Regions from separate parts of the Homo sapiens genome. Here region 2 is linked to region 1. The links are chromatin loops, found by intact Hi-C in ENCODE. Cell type or tissue: GM12878. All regions are shown on one strand. Each heading gives the region's core, and the rest is flanking DNA. Links, peaks and the distances in the headings are about the cores only.

Evidence for each region. Hi-C counts contacts between places; a loop is a spot of excess contacts. Peaks named below come from ENCODE experiments on the same cell type or tissue, not always from the same donor. Only the 100,000 strongest peaks of a DNase experiment are listed, where the experiment ranks them.
Region 2: it touches region 1 in a loop (3-fold over the local background); 1 of 110 quality-filtered maps calls a loop at or near these places.

What each region holds. Positions count from the first base shown.
Region 1 is chr5:159,454,583-159,459,263 of GRCh38, forward strand. LINC01845 (long intergenic non-protein coding RNA 1845) reads right to left here. Exons shown (of 7, transcript NR_027110.2): 4 at 3,843-4,219. Among named protein-coding and RNA genes, the nearest start is that of LINC01845, 9.4 kb to the right of the region's middle. RefSeq lists enhancers at 2,209-2,548, 4,061-4,230. In GM12878, for the core only: no CTCF peak of the experiment used is centred there; DNase peaks (open chromatin) are centred at 2,369 and 3,889; H3K4me3 peaks cover 585 bases; H3K27ac peaks cover 1,149 bases.
Region 2 is chr5:159,177,169-159,181,849 of GRCh38, forward strand. All of the region lies in intron 4 of RNF145 (ring finger protein 145), which reads right to left. Among named protein-coding and RNA genes, the nearest start is that of RNF145, 30 kb to the right of the region's middle. In GM12878, for the core only: no CTCF peak of the experiment used is centred there; DNase peaks (open chromatin) are centred at 2,033 and 4,213; H3K27ac peaks cover 3,275 bases.

The DNA of each region.
Region 1 (4,681 bases), core at 239-4,238:
AATGTCAATCTCATGGTACCAAGTTTATATCAGAATTCAACCTCAAATTAACTAACTTCCATTCCAGATCTGTTCCTTTCTTGGTGACATGGCAGCATATACATGCCTCATTTTCTCCTGCCTTATATCCATATCCTCTTGGTCTGGTGGCACACCTTCCATTTCTTCACAAGCAACCTGGGATGATTAGCTTAGGTCCCCAGCCCAGCCCTACTCAATGGATGAGCTTCAACTAAGATGGGGACAAGGAGGCTCTCCTGGGATTTTGCCTCTCAAAACCATGGATCATGTGCCTCTCCTCTCCTTCCACTTTCTTTCTTTTTTTTTTTTTTTGGCTTAAATTAAGCAGAGGTGCCATTTTTTGCTTATATTCAAAGAACTCATATCCTCAGACACCAGGAGGGGAGTTCCAGACTTATGAGGCTATACAATGGTATGGTTAAGGTCTTGGGCATTGCAGCTACATTGCTTGGGCTTGGATCCCAGTTCTGCCATTTTTTGGCTATGTGACCCTAGGCAAGTTACTTATGTTCTCTGTGCCTCAGATTTCTGATCTTCAAAGTGGAAACATTAGCTGAGATAAAGCATGCAAACACTCTTAAAACAGTTTCTAGTGCATGGTGAACACGCAGTATATATCACAGGGTCTTGACCATCCAAGCAACTTGAGAAGAAAAAAAAATGATGGAATTATACTTCTTTAAACAAAAAAGAAAAAAATCACAAATCACAGAATAAATTGGAATGAATTCAATGAGTTTTCAAGGGCTGCTATGTCTTCCTACCCACTCTGATGTGGGGTATGTACAGAGAAAAACGAATCTGGAGCTGTTTCTAAAGGAGACATTTGAAAATGAGCTTGTGCCTTTTTATTTTTCAAGAAAAATCAGAGGCCAGTGGCTATATGTGCTGTTCTCTCTTTCTTTTCTGGGAAAGTTCATGAGTTCTTGGCCCCAAATAAGCTTAGTTCTCTACCGCTTCCCACAAGGAAATTAAATTTTCAGGTCCTGCACAAAAGTTTAGTTATCGCTAATATAATCATTGGTGCTGTCACTGTAGGTCTGTAGGAGCTGAGTGGAAGGATGGAATTTGACAGCAATAAAAAAGTTCTCCCTCTTCCCCTGCTCTCAGACACTTGGATACCCATTTACACATATGTGCACAATGTGACACACACCCTCAGGCACACATGCACAACCACACACACACATACATAAAGGGATGGCTTTCCCAGAGACAGTTATCCTGAGTGATGTTTTTAATCCTGAGTTTTATCCTGAGTGATTTTTAAAAAAACTAAATCCATCCAGTATTTTTGGGTGCCCACATAGCCAGAGCTGGGCATGGGGAAATGGGGAAGAAATTGGTGCTATAAGCATGATTAAAGCTGTAGTCCTGGTCCTGCCTTCTAGGAGATTCTGAAGCAGTGTTTTGGGAGTGAGAGACACCTACCAGTATCTAATAAAAGGTAGGTTGTGAAAAGGTTATATGAGAGGTTAAAAAGTTGCTAAAGGTTGCTTTGCTTTCTTTCTTTAATTTTTAATGTGACTCTGGAGTAGTTTCACAGGTTCTCAGTCTAGCTTTGGAGTCAACCAGCCTTGTTCTGCATTGGTCTGGATTTAAATACTGGATTTGCTGCTTATGAGTAGTGACACTTACTGAGCCTTGGTTTCCCAGTCTGTGAACAAGGTACGAACATCACCTGTCTATATGTGTTAAGATTGCATGTGCTGGAAATCACAGAGGTTAGATGGCAGTGACTTAACCAAATAGGAGTTTGTTTTTCTCATGCAATAAGTAGTTCAGAAGTGGGCAAGCCAGGGTTGGTACCATTGTTCCAGGGACTCATCAAGGACACAGGCTCCCAGAATCATCCAGAGCCACAGGGTGGCTGCCCTGGTTGCAGGCAAGATAAAGGGGAATGGAGAAAATGGCAGGAAGCTGAAGACGTGAGCCAGCCACATCTGTACCCCTTTGGAGAGCTTTCTGGAAAGCCCCATTCACTGACTACATCTTATACTTTGTTGGACACACTATGCCAAGATGACCAACACTATCTGCAAAAAAAAAGCTGGGATATCAAGTATTTTAACTGAACATATAGTTGCCTCAAACAAAATTGAAGTCCTGTCACAAAGGAGGAAGAAGAGACTCCAGCTGTATCTGCCACATGATATTGGGAGAGTTGTTGAAGAGATTCCCTGAGATAATTCATGCCAAACTCTTGGCCCAATGCCTGACATGTGGTGACTATTATTATTAGCTGGGACTCTCCCCATTGTCTTCTCAGAGGATCCTCCAGCAAGGTGACAAATGTAAATGCAGCCTCCTCAGTGTTCAGGGACTCCCCCTTCCACCAGCCACTTTCTGTCTGAATCTGAGTCATGCTCATGACTCAGGCCATCTCATCTCTTCCAGAAAGTCTCCCCTCACCTCTGTGGTCCTCCAAGATATCACCTGCTATTTTCAGAACCTGTAGCATGAAATGACTATATCACCCAAATGTAATTTCAAACATATTTCCTAGTGTGAATAGATCTATATCTCTGTGTTTATTTTTTCTCCCAACTAGGTTACAAGTATCTTGATGGCAGGAATTACATTTTATTCCTACAGCCCTGCCACAAAGCTCTGATTACTGGTTCTTATGCATCTCAGATGCCCACACTGAGTAGACTGTAGGACATTCTGAGGTAGCTAGCTTTTGTTTAATTTGCTGTTGGGCTGAAGTGTGGTGTGCCAGGGATTTGTTCATGTATGTGCAATAATGAATCATGCTCTTTTGGGCATTTGCTGTTTTTTTAAATGTTTTTTGAATTTTTTTATTGATATATAATGGGGTACATGTGATATTTTGTTTCATGCATCAAATGTGTAATAATCGAGTCAGGGTATTTAGGGTTTCCATCACCTTGAGTATTTGTCATTCCTCTATGTTGGGAACATTTTAATTCCTCTCTTCTAGCTATTTTGAAATATATAATACATTGTTGTTAATTATAGTTACTCTACTCTGCTATAAAACAGAACTTACTGTAACTCAGGAATGGAAAACCAAATACCATATGTTCTCACTTATAAGTGAGAGCTAAGCTATGAGGATGCAAAAGCATAAGAATGACATAATGGACTTTGGAGACTCAAGAGGAAGGGAGGGAGGGGGGTGGGGGATGAAAGACTGCATAGTGGGCAAAGACTACTGCTCAGGTGACAGGTGCACCAAGGGCATTTCCTGTTCTATCTGCATCAATTTTGGAAGCTCAGATAGCCAAGGTGTTGTCTAGTAACATACACCAGGGTGACCCCAGAACAAAGGGGGATCAAACGTGAGGTTTAGGCCAGGCGCGGTGGCTCACACCTGTAATCTCAGCACTGGGAGACCAAAGCAGGCAGATCACCTGAGGTCAGGAGTTCGAGACCAGCCTGGCCAACATGGCAAAACCCCATCTTTACTAAAAATACAAAAATTAGCTGGGCGTGGTGGTGGGTGTCTGTAATCCCAGCTACTCAGGAGGCTGAGGCAGGGAGAATTGCTTCAACCCAGGAGGCAGAGGTTGCAGTGAGCTGAGATTATGCCACTGCACTCCAGCCTGGGTGACAGAGCAAGACCCCATCTCAAAACAAAAAAACAACAAACAAACAAACAAACAAAAAACATGAAGTTTAGAATGCCCATCTGGAAGCATTCATTCATTCATTCATTCACTCGTTCACCATTTATGTTCCCGATGTATGCGAGGCACAGTTCTGAGGCCCTCCTGTTGCTGTGTCACCTCCCACAGCTGCTTCCCATCAGCTGCATCCCAAACATAAGAGGAGTGTGTTTAATCAGCAATACTCACTTTCTTCTGATTTTGACTCAAGGGTACTTCCCTGCACCCATCAATTTCAAAACCACTTCCTAAATCTGACTTAGCCACTTGATTTCATGGGGTGCCCTGTCAAATAATTGTGAAAGAAGAACATGAAGCAGGACTACTGTGGGTGGGAAAGCCCCATACTTACCTGCCCCTTTTCTAGCCAACTCATATCCTGGTCCCTTCGGGGTCCCCAGATGAAGTACCAGCAACCCCTTTCCCCACACCCCACCAGTTCAGTGGAAAGGACTTATCTTCAGGAAGATTGGATTTTATGCCTCAAAATGAATGAATTCAGCAAAGAATTTCTGAGCTCTTCTTACGTGTAAGGTACTGTGCCGGCATGGGTGACGAGAACACAGCTATATTAACAAATCAATCAAGTAACTGATTACATATTAGACTGTGCTAGCTGATGAGGATACTTTAATCTTTGTAAGATGGATAGAGCACTTTCTCTGTGCCAGGCCCCATGCTTAATGTCTTATGTACATTTTCTCCTTGGATACTCTAAGGATTCACATCAACACTCTGAACAGGTTGAAGATAGAATGATTATCCTCTACCTGCCCCTTCCCTCCTGCTTTGTGTAGAACCCATCAAGGAGTGGAGAGGGCTGGAGATCTAAAAACAGGATCTAAATCCTGGGAAGAGACCACTTGTCTGTTGGGGTGCCCCATGCCAACATGAGGTGGCCTCAGTTGAGCAGTATGCTGGCATTTTGAGTGGAAAGGATTTGAGATATTCCCCAGTACTCTGTCTCTGAGTTTCCCTCAGGTCCAGTGGGTGTGTGTGAGATCTGAAAATGTTCAATGCCCTGTGGT
Region 2 (4,681 bases), core at 348-4,347, 280 kb before region 1:
GTATTGTGACAATTCAGTTGCTAATGTTTATACATAACTTCTTTTCCAAAGGTACGCAATATTTAACTGTTCTGGTCTATAGGTGAAAGCATAAAATCCAAGAGATATAATTACTTGTTCAAGATCATACTGCAACAATATTTGTTCTGATAATTTTTTAATCTTTATTTTTGGAGGGCCAAGTAAACTGCCCCAAATAACTAAATCATAAGTTAAAACTAAAAACTAAATAAATTCTTCTCACTGGGGATTACGCATGATCATTACATTAAACACAGAAATACAAAGAACAAAATGGGAAACTCTCAGTCTCTTATAATCCCACAACCCAAAGGTAGTCCTAAGAACACCCTGGGGTACACTGAATGTATGTGACATGATATTTGCATTTAGCCCTTTCCAAATATTCCATAATTATAAAATGCTTTGTATGAATAAGCTTTTACATTATGACATCCTTGTATAAACTACTTGGAACACATTTCCTAATATTCTCTTAGGCTAGGAATTACTGAATCAGAAAAAAACATTTTTAAAGACTTTGACACACTGTCAAGACTGCCCTCCAGCAACAATTTACCAGTGTATAATGTGGCTATTTTTCTATTAACTTGCCATAGTGAGTATAATTTAGAGATGGGAAGAACAGGGAATATTTCCCAAATTTTTTAAATTGGCATTTTGTTGGTTACTAACAGCACTGAACATTATCAATAAGTATATGAAAACATTTGCAATTATTTGGTGAAATGTTCACATTCTTTGCCCATTTTTCTGCTAGAATACGTATCCTACTGCCTGATCGAAATAGTAATCCTTAGTCACATGATTGCATTTTTCTAATATGTCCCTTGTCTTAATATTTTAAATAACTTTATTCTCTTATAAAAGTATGTATTGAAAATAGTCAAACCATTTTTTTTCTTAATAGTACCCACCTTTAGTGCCATGGCTTATTACATGGCTACCCCACTCAAGATTATACAAATAGCTGTATTTTCTTTTAGTAATTTTTAGCTAATTTTTAATTTTAACTTAAAAATTAATACATTTGATTTATTGTGGAATAAGAAAATAAAGATCGAAGTTTGTTTTTTGTACATGTTTAGCTGGTTATCTCAAAACTGGCTACTGGAATCATCCATTCCTTTCTCATTAATTTGAAATGCCACTGTAGTAAACTCCAAAATCTTTTACATATTTAGGTCTATATAAGAACTTGTTACTTTTTGTTTTCAGTGATCTATTCTAATGATGGTACCACCCTGCTCCATCATACTGATTGGACAAGTCCTCTCTCATTGCTCCTTTCAGAATTTCTTGGAGATTACTGAATGTTATTTTCCAGATTAATTTAGAATAATTAATCATATTCTCTCACTTCTTGTCAATGAAAACCAAAATGAAAATTTGGGACTTGTTTGTATTCTATCCATATACATGTTGAATATTCCTAATCCAAAAATCTAAAATCCAAAATGCCCTAAAATCTAACATTATGCTCCAAGAAAATGCTTATTGGAGTATTTTGGATTTCAGATTTTGGGATTAAGGATTTCCAAACAGTAATATAATGCAGATATTCCAAAATGTAAAAAAATCAGAAATCCAAAACACTTCTGGTGCCAAGCATTTTGAATAAGGAAAATTCAATTTGTGTTAGAAAAATACAAAAATGTCAACCATTTTTACATAAGACCAAACACTTACAACAATCTACTATGTCATAAACACATACGGTATTTTATCTCACAAAGCATTAATTTTGGCCTTTAAAAAACTGATACTAAAGTAATGTGAAAAATAATCATAAAGGCATAAAGAAAAGAAAAACTCCTAATTATATAGAAAACAAGAGGCCACCAAATGATCTGGCTTTCACTGTGTTTATAGCTATGAAATTTAAATGTCCTTGTTGAGCACAATGTAAACTTCCTCTAAGCTCTGAAAATTCCCTTAAGTCTATGCCAGCACATGTGGTGCTCAGTGCTGGGGTTACAGGCTCCCTTTATCTTCTTTCATAGAAGAATATGACTCATATGGCGTATTTAAGAGAAGACTACTCCTGCTGACGTAAAAGAAGGAAGGAGTCATATTGTTAGTGGAATTTCCCCTGAAGTTCCAAAAGAATAAGTTGTTTGTCTTCTGATTTGCCTATTTCAACTTTTAACTCTGCATAAACCAAAATCCCAATGTACTCTTTAGATTTCAGGATTCCACTATTAGAAATATCTCCAAGAGGTTGGCAACCCTAAGAAATCATGGCATATTAAAATTACCTAGTTTTTCAAAAAAGTTTGTTACTGAAATGAAGAAAAACACCAGAAAATTATTTTAAAATCTAAGTTGGAAGAAAACATGCTCCTTAATAGTTTATGGACTTTGGAAAGTTGAATCTTAGTTAAGTAAACAGAAGACCATGGCCACTGATAAGAAGAGTTTTAAGAAATATGCTTCATATTTATAATACAAGTATATGCATCATAAACTAAAACTTTACAAGCTTTCTAACTTGGCAAATATCTTCATTATTGAATGTTACCGTTAATAAATATGCCAACTCATAACGATAGTCATAAAGCAACATTATTTTTGTCCTCTGCTGTCTTTTAAAATCCACTCTGTAGAGATTAGTGGTTTTCCTGCCCCTAGATAAAATCCAAGGCAAGTCCCATAACTTTTCTACTCTAGCTTAGGTTACTGTCTCAATTTAATAATAACTGAAACTTTCAAACAGATTTAAAGTTGAGACTTATCCCTTACTCTAGAGTTCAGGCATTCTAGGGAAAGCATTAATTTTTACCTTTATGCTTTAAGATAGAAAACCTGCAAGTGGGAGAGAAGGTGGGGAGGTTGTGGCTGGCTTCTTTCTCTTTTTTGACCTAGCACTTCTCCCTCTCTCTCTGACTTACCAAGGATTGAAGTGGGTAGGGAAGAAGGAGAGGGAGGGAAGTAGGCAGGTTCCTACTTAACTGGACTCTTACAATGATGTGGTTGTTACTGGTGCTTCCTAGACTTGAGGTATCTAAAACTGATTTATTTTCCCCTGGACCCTTTTATGGGTTCTTCTGAAACCGTTCCTATCACTGTGGCTCTCTCACCTGCAGCAGTACCCTTGGTGCTTGGTATACACCCTCAACTGGCCATTTTTGGCTCTTTTCTCAGCTCCTGGGAATCTGGAAGGTCAATCCCTGTTGAGGTCTTCTCATCCATCTAAAAGGCCTTCTTGAACAGGACCCAAGAAAATCCTACACAGACTTTCGGGGCCACTGTCTAGTTCACAAGAAACTTACATCCTTTGCTCTACAATTTCCTGTATCAGAAGATACAGGAAAACCCTATAAGGCATTTTCATTCCACAGTCAAAACACTCAACAAGCAACTAGTCTATTGCTAGTCCTTTATATCAGATTAGAATTATAATGTAAGCCAAATATAATTTTAAATTTTCTATTAGTGTCATTTCAAAAAGTAAAAAGAAACAAGTGAAATCAACAATATATTTTATATAACCTAACATATCCTAAACATCATCATATAGACATTCAATCTATATTAAAAGTTAACAAGATGTATTAAAAGTTAACCTGGTTTGTACCAAGTCTTCAAAATTGAGTATGTGCTTTACACATACAGCACACCTTAATCTCAATTCACCACACTGCAAGTGCTAACCAGCCACATGTGGCTAGTTTTGGACAATGTAGTTTTAGATTTTGCAGGCTGAAAAGGCACAAGAATGATATAGTGGAATTCTGGCCTCCTGGAAAGGTGAGAGGTGGGTGAAGGATAAAAGACTGCACATTGGGTACAGCATACACTCCTCAGGCGACGGATGCACCAAAATATCAGAAATCACTGCTAAAGAGCTTGTCCATGTAACCAAACACCATGTGTTCCCCCAGAAACTTATCTAAAAAATGTTTTCCCAGCCTGGGCGACAGAGCAAGACTCTGTCTCAAAAAAAAAAAAAAAGTTTTTTAATGTAAGAAAATAAAAATAAAAGTGTAACTCAAAAAAAAAAGATGTTCCAGGGTGAGTCAGACACCAGTCCACAGCATTCCCCCCTTCACCACACAAGACACATAACTCCCCAAATGGTCCCCCAGTGAATCCTCTAGTGTAAAGGGCTGGGGAAGTATTTCAGAAAAAAAGAGTTCTCTCTGAAGAAATCCTCCTCTAATCTCTAATATTAGGCCTGTTAACACCTTCTACATGGGTGAGTTTCAAAGTCACAAAACAGGTTTTCTCTTACTTCCTTTTTTGCATTTTGGCATGGTACACTCTGGTAGCAGGGGTCTGGTACTTCACTTTAAATTGTATCTATATTGTTTTTAGGCCTTAGCCAACACTTCTATTTTTAACATTCTGCTACCTGAATATTTCAATCACATCTCAAGTTCTTGATGTTTCCGGACATTCATTTTTGACAATAAGGTCATGGCTTTCAACAGCAATAAGTAAATTTAAGATACTACGTGTTTCATTTTAATCTTTCAAAGTAATAATTAGCTCTATTTAAAAATTAATCTTCTCAAATACTTAAAAAACCCTTAAAAAAACACAAGCAACTGTGCACTATGTACAATATGACTATAAATACATAATCTATACATGGGGAAAAGAAGACTTAAAAAAAAAAAACCACCAAACAATGGGTATATGTGGGAAAAGTCCCCAT